2 separate regions of the Homo sapiens genome follow, and region 2 is linked to region 1. A link is a loop called in an ENCODE intact Hi-C map of the cell type or tissue named here. Cell type or tissue: PC-9. All regions are shown on one strand. Each heading gives the region's core, and the rest is flanking DNA. Links, peaks and the distances in the headings are about the cores only.

What was found. A loop is a pair of places that touch in the nucleus more often than their neighbours do. Peaks named below come from ENCODE experiments on the same cell type or tissue, not always from the same donor. Only the 100,000 strongest peaks of a DNase experiment are listed, where the experiment ranks them.
Region 2: it touches region 1 in a loop (9-fold over the local background); 2 of 110 quality-filtered maps call a loop at or near these places.

The regions. Positions count from the first base shown.
Region 1 is chr1:150,252,819-150,261,141 of GRCh38, forward strand. It overlaps CA14 (carbonic anhydrase 14), which reads left to right and starts at 4,956. Exons shown (of 11, transcript NM_012113.3): 1 at 4,956-5,365; 2 at 7,333-7,353. The coding sequence starts at 5,311. RefSeq lists an enhancer at 3,146-3,840. In PC-9, for the core only: CTCF peaks have their summits at 3,232 (motif pointing right) and 3,433; DNase peaks (open chromatin) are centred at 2,743, 3,283 and 7,303; H3K4me3 peaks cover 915 bases; H3K27ac peaks cover 1,409 bases.
Region 2 is chr1:151,152,177-151,160,463 of GRCh38, forward strand. TNFAIP8L2-SCNM1 (TNFAIP8L2-SCNM1 readthrough) reads left to right here and starts at 4,473. Exons shown (of 7, transcript NR_144937.2): 1 at 4,473-4,546. It overlaps TNFAIP8L2 (TNF alpha induced protein 8 like 2), which reads left to right and starts at 4,473. Exons shown (of 2, transcript NM_024575.5): 1 at 4,473-4,546; 2 at 6,490-7,573. The coding sequence starts at 6,522. The coding sequence ends at 7,076. It overlaps LYSMD1 (LysM domain containing 1), which reads right to left. Exons shown (of 3, transcript NM_212551.5): 3 at 7,572-8,287. In PC-9, for the core only: a CTCF peak has its summit at 4,040 (motif pointing left); a DNase peak (open chromatin) is centred at 4,035.

The sequences.
Region 1 (8,323 bases), core at 224-8,223:
TGCAAAAATTAGCCAGACATGGTGGCACGTGCCTGTAGTCCCAGCTACTTGGGAGGCTGAGGCAGGAGAATTGCTTGAACCTGGGAGGCAGAGGTTGCCAGTGAGCCATGATCATGCCACTGCACTCCAGCCTGGGAAACAGAGCAAGACTCCGTCTCAAAAAATAAATAAATAAATAAATAATAAAATAAAAGAGGCCAGGCATGGTGGCTCATACCTGTAATTCTAACACTTTGGGAGGCTGAGGCAGGAGAATTACTTGAGCCAGGAGTTCAAGACCAACCTAGGCAATATGGTGAAACCTTGTCTCTACAAAAAAATTAAAAAATTAGCTGGGAGTGGTGGCATGAACCTGTAGTCTCAGGTGCTTGGGAGCTGAGGTGGGAGGATCGCTTGAGCCCAGGAAGGGAAGGCTGCAGTGAGCCAAGATCACGCCACTGCACTCCAACCTGGACAACAGAGCCATGCCGTCTCAAAAGAAAAGAAAGTAAAAGAAAAACAGCCCGGCAGTTTTTTTACAAAGTTAAACATACGCTTCCCGTACAATCCAGCACTCAGTATCTATTTATTCCCACTCCTAGGTATTTACTCAAGAACAATAAAAACATATGTCTGCTCAAAGACCTGTACTCAAATACTTATAGTGCTTTTATTCATGGTGACTAGAAAGAAGTGGCTGCGGTGGCTCATGCTTATAATCTCAGCACTTTGGGAGGCCAAGCTGGGCAAATCACTCGAGCCCAGGAGTTCGAGACCAGCCTGGGAAACATGACAAAATTTTGTCTCTACAAAAACTAAGAAAATTTTTAAAACCTGCCAGTCATGGTGGCATGCGCATGTAGACCTAGCTACTCAGGAGGCTGAGAAGAGGATCATTTGAGTTTGAGGCTGAAGTGAGCTATGATTCTGCCACTGCACTCCAGCCTAGGGGACAGAGTGAGACCCTGCTTCCAAAAAAAAAGAGAGAGGCTGGGCGTGGTGGCTCACACCTGTAATCCCAGCACTTTGGGAGGCTGAGGCAGGCAGATCACCTGAGGTAGGGAGTTCAAGACTAGCCTGATCAACATGGAGAAACCCCGTCTCTACTAAAAATACCAAATTAGCCGGGCGTGGTGGCAAATGCCTGTAATCCCAGCTACTTGGGAGGCTGAGGCACGAGAATCACTTGAACCTGGGAGGCAGAGTTTACGGTGAGCCAAGATCATGCCATTGCACTGCAGCTTGGGCAACAGAGTGAGACTCTGTTTTTTTTTTTTTTTTGAGATGGAGTCTCGCTCTGTTGCCCGGGCTAGAGTGCAATGGCGCTATCTCGGCTCACTGCAAACTCCTCCTCCTGGGTTCAAGCGGTTCTCCTGCCTCAGCCTCCCGAGTAGCTGGGACTACAGGCGTGAGCCACCGCGCCCAGCTGAGACTGTACAAAAAAAAGAAGAGAGAGAGAGAGAGAGAAAGAGAAATGCTAATTTCTCTAATGCCAAATCTCTAATGTAGATTTGGACACACCCAGAACTATAGAATCGGGTACTATGGGGGTGAGGTCCAGAAATCTCTATTTATTTATTCTATTTTATCTTTGAGATAGAGTTTTGCTCTTGTCACCCAGGCTGGAGTGCGGTGGTGCAGTCTCGGCTCACCGCAACCTCTGCCTCCCAAGTTCAAGCGATTCTCCTGCCTTAGCCTCCCAAGTAGCTGGGATTACAGGCACCCGCTACCACACCTGGCTAATTTTTTTGTATTTTTGGTGGAGATGGGGTTTCGCCATATTAGCCAGGCTGGTCTCAAATTCCTGACCTCAGGTGATCTGCCCGCCTCGGCCTCTCAAAGTGCTGGGATTACAGACATGAGCCACTGCACCTGGCCAGAAATCTGTATTTTAATAAGCTTTCCAAGTTTAAAAAGCTTTCCAGGTGATTCTGATGCACATTGACATTTGAGAACCAATGGTGTAGGAGAAAGCTCACTGGTGCCTGTGTCCTTGTTCTGGTTTAGCCTAGCAGCTATATGACTAACCATGGCTAAATCCCTAAATCTCTCAAAACTCAGTTTTACAGGGTATAACAAGGGGTTTAGAATGATGCCTGAGGGCCCTTCTGCTCTAAAATTCTGTGAAAGACAGTAAATAAATGTTGCAATTACTAGATTCATTCAATCAACAGTTATGTACCAGGCAGCGTTCTGTTCATGGAATCAATGTATAACACAAAATTGCAACTGAAATAGTGTAACTTATCGCTTATAATTAAATGACTTGCAAATTTTCAGACCACAAACTTTTACCGGTCCTCAATTTACAAGATTCTCATACTACATTTGTTGTGTAATGTGAACTGGAAAACTAAGAAAATGATCCAAAGGGTCATTTTTTCCAAAATTACTTAATTCTTTTTTGTTTGTTTGTTTTTTCTTTTTTGTTTTTGTGACAGAGTCTCACTCTGTCACCCAGGCTGGAGTGCAGTGGAGCAATCTCAACTCACTGCAACCTCCCACTCCCGAGTTCAAGCAATTCTCCTGCCTCAGCCTCCTGCGTAGCTGGGATTACAGGCATGCACCACCACGCCTGGCTAATTTTTGTATTTTTAGTAGAGACGAGGTTTTGCTATGCTTTGGCCAGGCTGGTCTGGAACTCCTGGCCCACCTGCCTCGGCCTCCCAAAGTGCTGGCATTACAGGCGTGAGCCACCACGCCTCATCTCAGTCAAGTTTCAGTATATCTACAAGGACAGGAGATGGCGCCAGAAGGCAGTGAGATGCTTGGTTTTGGTTTTAACGGTTTTAGCCAATGCAAGCAAGGAAAGGGCTTGAGAGAGAGGTCAGAACTAAAACAAAGGTGCCAGAGTTTGAGTGGAAACTAAGACTGAGTGGGGAGAGGGAGCTGTGTCAGTTTTTTTTTTTTTAACTTACATATAAGGGTCCCCTTGACACCTACTCCAAATCAGCACAGCTAGAAAGCAACAAAAGAAATATCCACAGTAAAGCCAAAGATCAAGATAAAGTCAAGTGCCTGGAGGACGGCGCTCGCCTTCTGGCTCCCTCTGTCCTAGAAAGGAGGGCCTTTGTCGTCTGGGAAGCATAAGCACCTGGATGCGTTGCTCACCCAAGATCAGGGAAGTGTTGATTCCAGGCTAAGATATCTTTGTGAAACAATGTTCAGTTGCGTAGGCAAAATCCCAAAGCCCAGCAGCAGTGAAATACCTCCCAGAAGGAACCACATACACAAAGCATTTTAAATTAAAATTTAAAAATTCATAGACGAGCCAGGAGGTGGCGCCTGGCAAGACACGCTATCTGCCTTGGAAATCGGAATCTCAGCTCAGCGCTCCAGGGGAACTCTGTTCCGGCAGAGGTCATTCTGTTCAGACCTCTTCTTTCCTACTAAATCTCTTCTTTCATACCAAGATGTCTCTGCTTTCTTTTTTTGTTTCTTTGTGTTAAGTACCCTGATTCCCGGGAAATCTAATTTATACTTCAAGTCTTTTACTCTTCTTAGATGGGATGGATGGGGCTTTGGGGAACCTCAAAACATAAAACTTTCCTGAAGGGGACAAATAACTCAGAGGGTGATAGGAGAAGAAAAAGGGAAATGACATCAGCAAAATGGCTTGGCTTTGCAGATCAATCACAGGGGATAGAAAGGCACAGTGAGCTCCTGTCTCTGCAGGAGCTGATGATCCAGCACATGCATTATTCTGTTCATTTGGCTTTTATCCTGCTCCCTTATTTAGCTTCTGCTCCCTTTGTTTGGCTATTTATTGCTACTCGGCAGGAGCAAGGAGGGCAGAGGGAGCTTCAGATGGGTGCATCCTCCTGGCTGGTGCCTCTGGTGAAGAGCATGGAGGAGAAAGAGGTTTCAATGTCTGGCTTGAAAGTATCTGTGGGTTTCACATTCTCTAACGAGGGATTTAGGATGTACATTCCAATCGGGATTTCCAGTCCCGTGGGGAGCAAACATCAGTTCACATTCCTGAGACGTGCAGCCTCCATGCTCCACGGACGCAGCTCCTTGGTGGCAGGTTTCATTCAGTGCCACATGTCCTGCCTCAGCCCTTTGTTGGGCTGGAAGGAAGACCCTGAGCCCCTCTTCCATCTGGATCACATGGTCTCTCCAGACCCTCCCCTCTCTTTCTCTGGAAACCACCTTTTTCTGATGGTGGTAGTGATTGTTCCTAAAGTCTCTCCTTTCCTCCTGCCCTGGCCTCTCTGCCGGAGGTCAGTGTCCTCTTCAGTGACAAAAGCCGCCCTAGATCTGGGCTCCCTGGAGAGGGAGGTGGCTGGGTCTGGCAGTTACAGCCGCTGTCTCTCCATGGTGCTGCTACACCCCTCCCCCACTGGGCATACAAATGGGCTTTATCCAGCAAACAACGCTCCCTCCCCGCACTCCCCCCACCCCAGGCCACACAGGCACGTGGACCCAGGCCTCACCGTGGGAAGGGGGTGGTGGCAGGCACAGAAGAGATTGCTCCAGATGAGTTCTCCTTGCCTCACTTCTCTTCCTTAGAACTTAGGACACAACTCAGGTTTTAGTTATTGACTTCCTCCACCCCTCCCCTGCACCCTGAGTCCCTAATTCCTTCTTGTTATATATCTCCTAATTCTGGACTCTTCCCATTCCAGGGCAGCTCAGATTATGCAGGGAATTGGGAACAGGTACCCCCACCATCTGCCGCATACCACCCAGGGAGCTGCTCCTCAGAGGAGAAATCAGGCGGGGGGATGAAAATACAGTGTCCTTTTGAGGGGGCTGAGTTGAACCCCAAAGCCCCTTCCTTGACCCTGCCTGCTCCAGGGAACACCCATCTAAACAGCATCTGTGTGACTAGCAGAGGAAGGAAGAGCTCACCCCAGCTGGGCTCCTGAGCCAGGGCCAGGGCTCCAGTGAAACTTGCCGCGCTCCAGCTCCGAGTGGGGCCATCCTGCATGCCTAATTGGCTATTTAAGGAGCTGTTCACCAGCAGCCCAGGCAGCACCCCCGTCCCCACATACACCAGTTCAGAGCCACCTTAAAAGCAGGAGGCAGTTGTAAAGTCGCTGGCCAGCTAGTGGAGTGGAGACTGCAGAGGGAGATAAAGAGAGAGGGCAAAGAGGCAGCAAGAGATTTGTCCTGGGGATCCAGAAACCCATGATACCCTACTGAACACCGAATCCCCTGGAAGCCCACAGAGACAGAGACAGCAAGAGAAGCAGAGATAAATACACTCACGCCAGGAGCTCGCTCGCTCTCTCTCTCTCTCTCTCACTCCTCCCTCCCTCTCTCTCTGCCTGTCCTAGTCCTCTAGTCCTCAAATTCCCAGTCCCCTGCACCCCTTCCTGGGACACTATGTTGTTCTCCGCCCTCCTGCTGGAGGTGATTTGGATCCTGGCTGCAGATGGGGGTAGGTACAACTAAATGTCTGTGTGTGGATTTGTGCTGATGTTCACATGTCGCCAGGTGTGCTTAATGGGGGGAGGAGAGGTGTGAAAGGAAGCCTAGAGGCTGGAATAATAGGCTCAGAGATGAGGAAAAAAGAGTGGGGTGTGGAGGAGACCACTTCCCTTCTTTACCTTTTGTCTCTCCAGCCTTGTTGTTATTGGAGGTCGGGGAGAACTAGCGGCAGGCAGGCAGAGTGTGTACACATGCAAGTGCTGGAATCTCTTTGCAGGCTACAGATTTTCTCCAGAGCTCTTTCCCCCACTGCCCTGGTCCCAGGCAGGACTCCTGGACTTCTTTATTTACAAACTCCTCCAAATAGGGAGTCAAAGAGGCCTGGAGTAAAAAGATGGATAGATGGGGGTAGGGGGAAGAATACTTCCTGCCCAACTCAGACCCTGATCTCCAATTCATCCCCTTTTGGCCAAGATTCCCTCTTCATTCTGTGGAGCGACTAACTCCCCAGTTATCCTCTGAAAGTGGCAGTAAGAGTCAACATTTGTTTGACATTTTACAGTTTACAAAGGACTTTCAGGAGCTCCCAGGAGATGAGGAGGGATTCTTGGGAGAACAGGCTGAAGCGCTCCAGGAGTGTCCCCAGGAACTCCTAGACCTCATTTTTGTGTTTCCTGTGCCTAGCACAGTGTCCAGCACATACTAGGTGTGTAACTGAGGTTTGTGGAAAGAGCAGGGTGAGGTGGGTGTCCAGAGAGCAGAAGGCAAATGCAGAGAGGATGGGGGCAGGCAGGCAGCCAAATGGAGAGTCACAAATCTCATCTGAGGAGAAAGAAAAAAAGAGGGAAAGAGGAGGAAGAGACAGAATAAGTGTGTTGAGGCTCTGACCAGAGTGGACAGGCACCTTTACAGACCAGGGAGTTTGAGTTGTTGGGGGGTCCCACAGATATGGTAAAATGAGAGGCTGCCTCCAGCTCTCCCTTGGGCTAGCAGAATAGGTCAAGGATAAGAGCAGGACATCTCACAAGTTTGAGGAATTTAAGGGAATAAGAGACAGAGAGAGGAAGGAATTTAGGATTTTTCTCCAGAGTTTCTAGTAGTATGAATATTGCAGCATAAACCATGAAGGCCTTCGTTTTCTTCTTGAGGCAGTTTGGCCGTAGGGAGGGGCTGGACCTGCAGACCCTCAGCCTTTGCGTCAGACAGGACTGCACGAGAGCCTGGCATGTGACCCAGCTGGCAGCTCTCTTCTCTACACACAATGCTTCACTTTCATCCTGTCCCTGCCAGCCTGGCTGCCTGTGCCCACCCACCACCCTCAATCTAGAGTAGACCCTGCCCTGACTCCCACCCTTCCCTAACCATCTCAGAATGTAGGGAGCAGAGCCTCCTGGTGATGAGGAGTTTCCTCTAGAGCTAATGGGACCAGAAAAGAAGAATTTACATATGAGTTTACAGCTCAGTGGCTTTATTCATGCAATTTTTTAAAGCAAAGGAATAATCTCCCCTTCTCCCCTCAGTAGCACCCCCCAACACACACACACTCTAAACTCCTTTCTCCTCCCCGCTTTCTAGTCCCTATCCTTCCAACCCTCTGCCCACACCCTCACCCCACCCACCCCAATCTTCTAAGTGTTAGATTGACTTGGCACAGGTTACAGAAAAGAAAGGGTTGGGCCAATCGCACATTTGGATCCAGGTTAATTTTAGTCTCTGGGCTTTACCTCTTTTCCTTCCTCCTCCCCTTTTACTCGGCAGGCACCAACACAGCCTGGCTGGTGATTTTAAATAGGCCCCCCGACCTTTCCACAGAGGTGTCCGGTTTCAGGGCTTCCTTTGCAAAGTGCTGGAGCAGAGGGAGGAGAGACTGCAGAGAGGGAGGTGGAGCAGTACAGAATGCCAGAGGGAGGGGAGTGTGGAGGCCAGGGTTCTGCCCCAGGCTGCGCTGGCTGTAACCCAAACTATTCTGCCTTGCAGGTCAACACTGGACGTATGAGGGTGAGCAGATCTCAAGGCCTCCCGACAACCCTTTCACACTGGGACCTCCTCACCTGGCAGGAAGACACACTGTGCGGGTGGGAGGAGACTTCCTTTACCTTCTCACCCTAGCTCCTCCCTTCTGGATCTCCTCCTGCCTTGAGTTTCACATATATGGCTCCTAGATCCTGCTCTAATCATCAAATCCTACACCTCCTGATTTGGCAGAAAAGCTAGTTAAGTCCTCAGTAAATCGTGTAGGAGTGAGGGAGCTGGGGTGGAAAGGAAGCTGGGTGGGAACTCTGAGCTTAGCTGCCAGGTCTCCTTCTGGCTCCGTCTATCCTAATCCATCCTACCCCTAACCTGCATCTGAAATTGGGACAGAGCTGGAGGTCAGGGGTGAGGAAGAGGCTGGCAGGATAGTTTCTGACCCTGGGGGAGGTGGAACTCAGTTCCTATGAACTACTGATTAATGACTTAACCAAACTCAAGTTCATGATAAACGGTCAGTGTGAGAGCAAGAAGTGAATGATGAGAAGTCAGGATATCTGAATCCCAAGGCCACTTGATAGGGGCCTCCAGGAGACCGTATCTCTCTAGGTTATTTTTTTTTTTTTTTTTTTTTTTGACACAGAGTCTTGCTCTGTCACCCAGGCTGGAGTGCAGTGGCGCAATCTGGGCTCACTGCAAACTCCACCTCCTGGGTTTAAGTGATTCTCCTGCCTCAGCTTCTCGAGTAGCTGGGATTACAGGTGCCCACCACCACGTCTGGCTAATTTTTGCATTTTTAGTAGAGATGGGGTTTCACCATGTTGGCCAGGCTGGTCTCGAACTCCTGACCTCAAGCGATCCACCTGCCTCGGCCTCCCAAAGTGCTGGGATTACAGGCATGAGCCACTGTGCCTGGCCTATCTAGGATCATTTTATTTCTCCCATTTTTCTACTCCTACTCTCTAATCCCATCTCTCAGGGTATTCAGGTTTTCTATGCA
Region 2 (8,287 bases), core at 288-8,287, 900 kb after region 1:
CATGAGGTCAGGAGATCGAGACCATCCTGGCTAACATGGTGAAACCCCGTGTCGATTAAAAATACAAAAAATTAGCTGGGCGTGGTAGCGCGCGCCTGTAATCCCAGCTACTCAGGAGGCTGAGGCAGGAGAATAGCTTGAACCTGGGAGGCAGAGGTTGCAGTGAGCCGAGATCGTGCCACTGCACTCCAGCCTGGGCGACAGAGTGAGACTCCATCTCAAAAAAGTAAATAAATAAAAATAGGACAGGCACGGTGGTTCACACCTGTAATCCCAGCACTTCGGGAGGCCGAGCTGGGCGAATCATGAGGTCAGGAGTTCAAGACCAGCCTGGCCAACATAGTGAAACCCCGTCTCTACTAAAAATACAAAAATTAGCCGGGCGTGGGGGTGCGCGCCTGTAATCCCAGCTACTTGGGAGGCTGAGGCAGGAGAATCACTTGAACCCAGGAGGCAGAGGTTGCAGTGAGCCGAGATCATGCCACTGCACTCCAGCCTGGGCGACAGTGTGAGACTCGATCTCATAAATAAATAAATAAATACCCCAAACAAAAAAAGAGTAAAAGCTGTGAACTATCTCCAGCTATGTCAGGCTGACTTACTTGACTGCTTTAAATCACACTAAACTTACTCTTTCTGAACTGATATGAGAGTATTGATCTTAACCATGGTAAAACCTCACCTAAAACAAACATCGGACTGTTCCATCCTGAATACTTTTCCAAATAACTGAAGTTTATCCAATTAAGTGCAAAATATCTTCATTTTGCTTCAAAGTAGAAATTGCTCAAAAAAGTACTATTCACTTCCTGTAGATTATACAGTGGAAAGAGCACCATTGAAAGTCATTGAGACTTAGCTAGATTCATCTCTGGAGTATGGCTTTGGATAAACTACTTATCTCTAAGTCTGATTCTGTCTTCTGTAAGTGGACATACTACCTTCCTGCCTACTTCTTAGGATCAAATAAGATCCTGTAGGTGAAACATTTTGCAAATTCAAAAGTGTTTTGCACATTTAAGATACCGTCATTTGGCCAGGGTACACAGTGACTCACTCCTGTAATCTCAGCACTTTGGGAGATTGAGGCAGGAGGTCTGTTTGAGTCCAGGAGTCCAAGGCTGCAGTGAGCAGTGTGAGCCACTGTACTCCAGCCTGGGCAAGATAGCAAGACCCTATCTCTAAAAAAAATTTGTGGCCAGGCGCAGTGGCTCACGCCTGTAATCCCAGCACTTTGGGAGGTCGAGGTGGGTGGATCACAAGGTCAGGAGTTCGAGACCAGCCTGGCCAATATGGTGAAACCCCATCTCTACTTAAAATACAAAAAAATTAGCTGGGCATGGTGGCACATGCCTGTAATCCCAGCTACTCGGGAGGCTAAGGCAGGAGAATTGCTTGAATCCGGGAGGTGGAGGTTGCAGTGAGCCGAGATCACGCCGCTGCACTCCAGCCTGGGTGACAGAGCGAGACTCCATCTCGAAAAAAAAATTGTTCTTGGCCAGGTGTGGTGGCTCATGCCTGTAATCCCAGCACTTTGGGAGGCTGAGGTGGGTGGATCACGATGTCAGGAGTTCAAGACCAGCCTGGCCAAGATGGTAGAAACCCCGTCTCTACTAAAAATACAAAAATTAGCCAGGCATGGCAGTGGGTGCTTGAAATCCCAGCTACTCAGGAGGCTGAGGCAGAGAATCAGTTGAACCCGGGAGGCAGAGGTTGCAGTGAGCCGAGATTGCACCACTGCACTCCACCCTGGGCGACAGAGTGAGACTCTGTCTCAATTGAAGAAAAAAAAAAAAATGAGAGAGAAAATAAAAGACTTCCCCATGAATGAAGTAAATGAACATTATAACATGTGACTCCTATGTTACTACCATTTTCCCCTCATATCCTGGTTCTTGGATATGTTTTGACTTTATTCTTTCAGCACATATTTATTGACCACAGTATGTGCCAAGCACTGTGTAGACACTAAAAGATAATCTGAGCTTAGTGGGTAGACAGTTAATAAAATCACAAATTACAGACGGGCGCTATGGCTCATGCCTGTAATCCCAGCACTTTGGGAGGCCAAGATGGGCAGATAGCCTGAGGCCAGGAGTTCGAGACCAGCCTGGCCAACATGGCGAAACCCTGTCTCTACTAAAAATTCAAAAATTAGTCAGGTGTGGTGGCAGTGTAATCCCAGCTGCTCAGGAGGCTGAGGCAGGAGAATCACTTGAACCTGGGAGGCAGAGGTTGCAGTGAGCTGAAATCGCATCACTGCACTCCAGCCTGGGTGACAGGGACAGAGCAAGACTCTGTCAAAAAAAAAAAGAAAGAAAGAGAGAGAGAGAGGAAGGAAGGGAGGGAGGGAGGGGAGTCTGAAGCTGGAGAGGAAAACAGGTAAAGACTAGGTAGCAGAATTCTGAATCCAGAAGTTATTATTGTATTTGCATCTTCTTATATTTTTATTCCCTTTATTCTTTTTCTTTTTTCTTTTCTTTTTTTGGAGACCGAGTCTCACTCTATCACCAGGCTGGAGGGCAGAGGCGCGATCTCGGCTCACTACAACCTCTGCCTCCCTGGTTCAAGCGAATCTCCTGCCTCAGCTTCCCGAGTAGCTGGGACTACAGGCATGTGCCATCATGCCCAGCTAATTTTTGTATTTTTAGTAGAGATGGGGTTTCACCATGTTAGCCAGGATGGTCTTGATCTCCTAACCTCGTGATCCGCCCACCTCGGTGTCCCAAAGTGCTGGGATTACAGGTGTGAGCCACCATGCCCAGCCGAGACAGGGTTTCACCACGTTGGCCAGGCTGGTCTCAAACTTCTGACCTCAGGTGATCCACCCACCTTGGCTTCCCAAAGTGCTGGGATTACAGTCATGAGCCACCGCGCCCGGCCTGGGGCAACTTTTTTAAAGTTTGCCATGATCTGATCTTTTTCCTTCTTCACTTATCTCTCAAACAACTTACATTCCAGACATAAATCACCACTTCCTGAGAACGTCCTGTATTTTGTTTTTTTCCTGCATGTGCTTATGCCGTCCCCATCATCTGGGACTTCTTCCCCATCTCTGGCTATTAAGTAGTTGAATCTATCTTTCCAAGTCTACCTCTTCAGCCCTATCATAATTAAGCTTCTTTACTCTCAAAATTATTTAAATCTCCATTAAAGTTAATGGCATTGTTTGACTAGTATTACTGTTCTTTATGTTTAAGCTTATTTCCCTCGCCAGATTCCCCATAAGATTCTTGATAGCAAGTGTTTTTGTCTCATTCAACAACTGTGACTTCCAGGATGGGTGCAGTGGCTCACGCCTGTAATCCCAACACTTTGGGAGACTAAGGTAGGAGGATTGCTTGAGCTTAGAAGTTCAGCCTGGGCAACATAGTTAGACCCTCCTCTCTACAAAAAAAAGGAAGGCTTGTGAGCCTCTGGTCCCAGCTACTTGGGAGGCTGAAGTAGGAAGAGCTCTTGAGCCCAGGAGGTCAAGGCTGCAGTCAGCTGTGATGATGCCACTGCACTGTGGCCTGGGCGACAGAGTGAGACCCTATCTCAAAAACAAAACAACAAACAAACAAACAAAACCCAATTGTGGCTTCCCCTCATTTTGTATCCCTTTAGCAGCTACAAAGTAGCTACTACAGTAGCCTACTCAGTAGGCCCTGCGGGGTGCGTTGGCTCACACCTGTAATCCCAGCACTCTGGAAGGCCAAGGTGGATCACCTGAGGTCAGGAGTTCAAGACGATCCTGGCCAACATGGTGAAACCGTCTCTACTAAAAATACAAAATAAGCCAGGCATGGTGGCACAGGCCTGTAATTTCAGCTACTTGGGAGGTTGAGGCAGGAGAATCACTTGAACCCGGGAGGCAGAGGTTGCAGTGAGCCGAGATCACCCCATTGCACTCCAGCCTGGGCAACAAGAGCAAAACTCTGTCTCAAAAAAAAAAAAAAAAAAAAAAAAAAAGGCAACTCAGTAGGCTTGTTCCTCTACGCTAGTGATTCAGTGCTGTGCTGGCACCTGCTGGTCACCTGTGGTGCAGCAGCCCTGGTCCCAGCACCTTCCTCCCTTCAGTATTAAGGGTTGTGACAGTCTGTGCTCTTACCTGGCAATCACTGGAATAATATATTAAATACTTGCCCCACAGCACCACCTTTCAATCTTCAGAACTTTTCCCACTGACCTCCTACCCCAGAAATTTGGGCTTTACATCCTTCCCAGTACTGTAGAAATGTAAGGACAGGATCTTCAGGAACTGGGCAGCAAGAAAAGAAAGAAGCAATTTGAGAGTGGAGGATGCAAATCCCTTTCCCCCCTTCAAAGAATTGAGACTATTTCCAACAGAATTCCACTCTTTTTGACCTTTGTCTTATTTCTAGGTTGCTCTTGGGCCATAGGCCTTCTTGGTGACAGAAGTGATGAACCGGAGGTTAAGCAGAGAGTAGGTAGGCGGGGCTCAAGGGGTGGGGCCAAGCCAAAGGGCTCTCACACTAAGTGAAGCTTCTCCATTCTGTAAGCTTTCCGGGAACATCCAAGGCAAGACTGGCACCCAGCACAGCAGGTGAGGGACCGGCAGTGACAGAATGGTAGACTTTAGGGGTAATGGTGGCAGAGGAATCTCTAGCTCTTTCAGTCTTAGCTTTTCATATTGTGAAACTCTCGCTTGTACAATTCTTGGGTCCTTTGTAGAGCTTAGCTTAGTTTTTCTGGTGGCAAGGCAGCCTCTGAAAGACCTGGTTTTGGATGCGGTGGGGGCAGGGCTGAGGGATGCAGGTGGATCCACATCCATATGGATGTGTGCGAAATGCAAGGAAATCTTAGGAAACAAGGAGATAGATGGGTAAGGGCCAGAGGGAGAGTATGGCCAGGCCAGAGGATCATAGGGAGGACCCAGACAAGAGAAAAAGGGAGACTGAAACAGGGAGAGAGGGAGAAGACAGCGGAATAAATGTGAGACGGCAATGGGGGCAATGGAGAGCTGGGTAACAGGAAGGCCAAGGAGGAAGGAAGGCTCACATGGAGCAATCTCCTCTTCCGGCTGGGGAGCATGGTCCAGAAAGCCCCAAGGCAAGCTGGGAGCAAAGCAAGGTTCAGGTTTCCACTGGAAGGATTCAGCTGGGGAAAAAAACCCCCACAGTCTCCACCTCCTCTGCCTCTTCAGACTCCCATTTTGGTTTGGGGGAGAGGGCGAGGCTGCTCCTCACTGCGGTCACAGCCACATCCTGCAGAGCAGAGGAGGGGGAAGTAAGAAGCAAAACAACCAGAAGAACCACAGGCGAAGACCATGGGGAGAGAACCCTGGACACATGGAGCTGATATGCCACCAAGAGGGTCCTGAGTTCAGTGTAGCAGAAGGCTCAGACCTTCAGGACTGCCTGCCCTTCTTGAGGTGTTGGCTTCTCGTGCTTCCTCAGTGTGCTTTAACCACACTGGGAGCATTCCGGGGAAGGAGGTTTCTCTGGATTATTTGGTTTGAAGCCCATCTTTATAATTTACTAGTGACTTTGGCCAAATTGCTATATTTCTCTTCGCTTCAGTTTTCTCATTGCAAAATGGGGATACCTACCCTAACCTTACACAGGATTGGGAAGGCTAAGATGACTGACGTAAAGCACTTGCATATAGTAGGTTCTCAGTAAATGTTAGTTATTACTCCTATTAGGATTCCTGGGATGCTTATGCTTCTTACTTTAAAGGAAGTATAGTGCACTAGCTGCCACTGGCTTTGGGGGCCAAAAAATGAGTTGCGTTTGATCTTGGGTAAATTACTTAATGTAAGTATCATTTGCTTAGCTGTAAAACAAGGATGGTAATATCTATGCCACACAGACATATGGCACAGAGTCAGTGTCCAAAAATGGTAGCTGTAAGAATTCTGTCAGGCTGGGCGTGGTGGCTCACGCCTGTATTCCCGGCACTTTGGGAGGCCGAGGTGGGCAGATCATGAGGTCAGGAGTTCGAGACCAGTCTGGCCAACATGGTGAAACGCTGTCTCTACTAAAAATACAAAAATTAGCCGGGCGTGGTGGTGGGTGCCTGTAATCCCAACTACTTGGGAAGCTGAGGCAGGAGAATAGCTTGAACCCGGGAGGTGGAGGTTGCAGTGAACAGAGATCACACCACTGCACTCCAGCCTGGGTGACAAAGCAAGACTCCGTCTCAAAAAAAAAAAAAAAAAGAATTATCTGTCAGGTAAGCCCTGTCTTCACTGCAGCAGCAACAGCCTACTTCCCCTTGAGATGTAACTTGTGCTAGGCTAGCCTCCCGTGTGCCCACATTCCTCCAGCCGGGGCTATCGCCACTCCCGTGGGCTGTTTTGGAGTCAAGATTTGCTACAGCACTAAGGGGAAAAAGCAGGCAGGAGCAAGGCATAGAGGACTGAGGGGCCCCAGGGGGCGGAGAGGATGACAAACAAAGATGATGATGACATGGAAACTAAAGAAGCAACAGAAAAGGGAAAAGCCATTTCTCTCTTTCTAAGGAAGCCTGTGGCCTTTCTTCTAGTGACTGACCACATACCCCACTCTCCAGGACCCATGGAGTCCTTCAGCTCAAAGAGCCTGGCACTGCAAGCAGAGAAGAAGCTACTGAGTAAGATGGCGGGTCGCTCTGTGGCTCATCTCTTCATAGATGAGACAAGCAGTGAGGTGCTAGATGAGCTCTACCGTGTGTCCAAGGAGTACACGCACAGCCGGCCCCAGGCCCAGCGCGTGATCAAGGACCTGATCAAAGTGGCCATCAAGGTGGCTGTGCTGCACCGCAATGGCTCCTTTGGCCCCAGTGAGCTGGCCCTGGCTACCCGCTTTCGCCAGAAGCTGCGGCAGGGTGCCATGACGGCACTTAGCTTTGGTGAGGTAGACTTCACCTTCGAGGCTGCTGTTCTGGCTGGCCTGCTGACCGAGTGCCGGGATGTGCTGCTAGAGTTGGTGGAACACCACCTCACGCCCAAGTCACATGGCCGCATCCGCCACGTGTTTGATCACTTCTCTGACCCAGGTCTGCTCACGGCCCTCTATGGGCCTGACTTCACTCAGCACCTTGGCAAGATCTGTGACGGACTCAGGAAGCTGCTAGACGAAGGGAAGCTCTGAGAGCCCTGAGCCTAGCACATTCCACCTTGACAAAATGGTTGACTGAGAAAACACAGATAATGGGCTTCCTAACCCTGCTCACCTGGCACTAACACTTTTCAATCTTCAGGCTTCATTCCTTCCCAAGAGTGCTTTTGACTCTGAGACCAGCCCACCCCCAAACAGCTAGTGGAGAAGGAGCAATGCTGAGGGGTGAGGCCTCTCTCCCACTCCAGCCCCAGGACAGGAAACAGAACTGCCTGAAAAAGGTGAAGTGAAACTTGGATCTCTATTTCTCCCATAAGGGACTTCTGAAACAGGGAAGCCCCCTCCCATGTGAACCAAGGAAAGGAGGCACAGCCCAGAGAACCCCTTTGGGGATACTAAAGACAGAAGAGGGGAAGGTGGCCCTTAGAGACAGAGCTTGGACAGATGCCAGAGGCTCTGTTCCAGAGTGCAGGAAGAAGGGGCTAGGGCAGGGGAGATTCTCATAGGGGAAATAAAACTACTAAAATATGCACAGGGCTCAATGTTTAATCTGTCCAGCTTCGTATACCTTATAATCATCACAGAAGAAAGGAGGTATATAAACATTACTTATCTCACCTCTCATCATTTCCAAACAGGAGACTGAGGCAGATTTCCATTATTACTGAGGTTCCCTTACCTACTTCTGTTTAAGAAACAAAACAACTGTACCATAGATCAGTGCTACAAATCGCAAATAAATATGCAGTGAGGAGGAAGGCATAGAGAGAGAGGGTCTGGAGGGGAGGGGGTGTAACAAAGAGACTCCCACAACTGGCTTCCTCTTCAAACCCCAAGGAAAGCCTTCTTCCATCTGTTCCCCTCACCACAGGCTGAGCAGAACAGGTCAGAAGGGTGAACTGGTAGAATGGAGAGTTCAGGTCCCTACAGTGCTGCTTTTTCTCAGAGTCAAGAATTGTGAAAAAGTTACAGGGAATTGGTTTGTCAAGACTGAGCCCATTCAACAGGAATGGGGTACCAAAAAAAAAAAAAAAAAGAATCAGCCCAAATCTGTCACTTTGAGATTGGAGAAAAGGCCAACAGTCATCCATTCTCTGTGGTGGGCTATATCACCGATTGCCTCATCCTCAATAACATGTTTGGCTAACAAGGTGGGGAAAGTGGAGAACCAGCAGTCACTGGCTCACTGTTCCCGGGTTCTCCTCACCCCAGGGCTATAGAAATTCCATTTTTCAGCTAAGAGT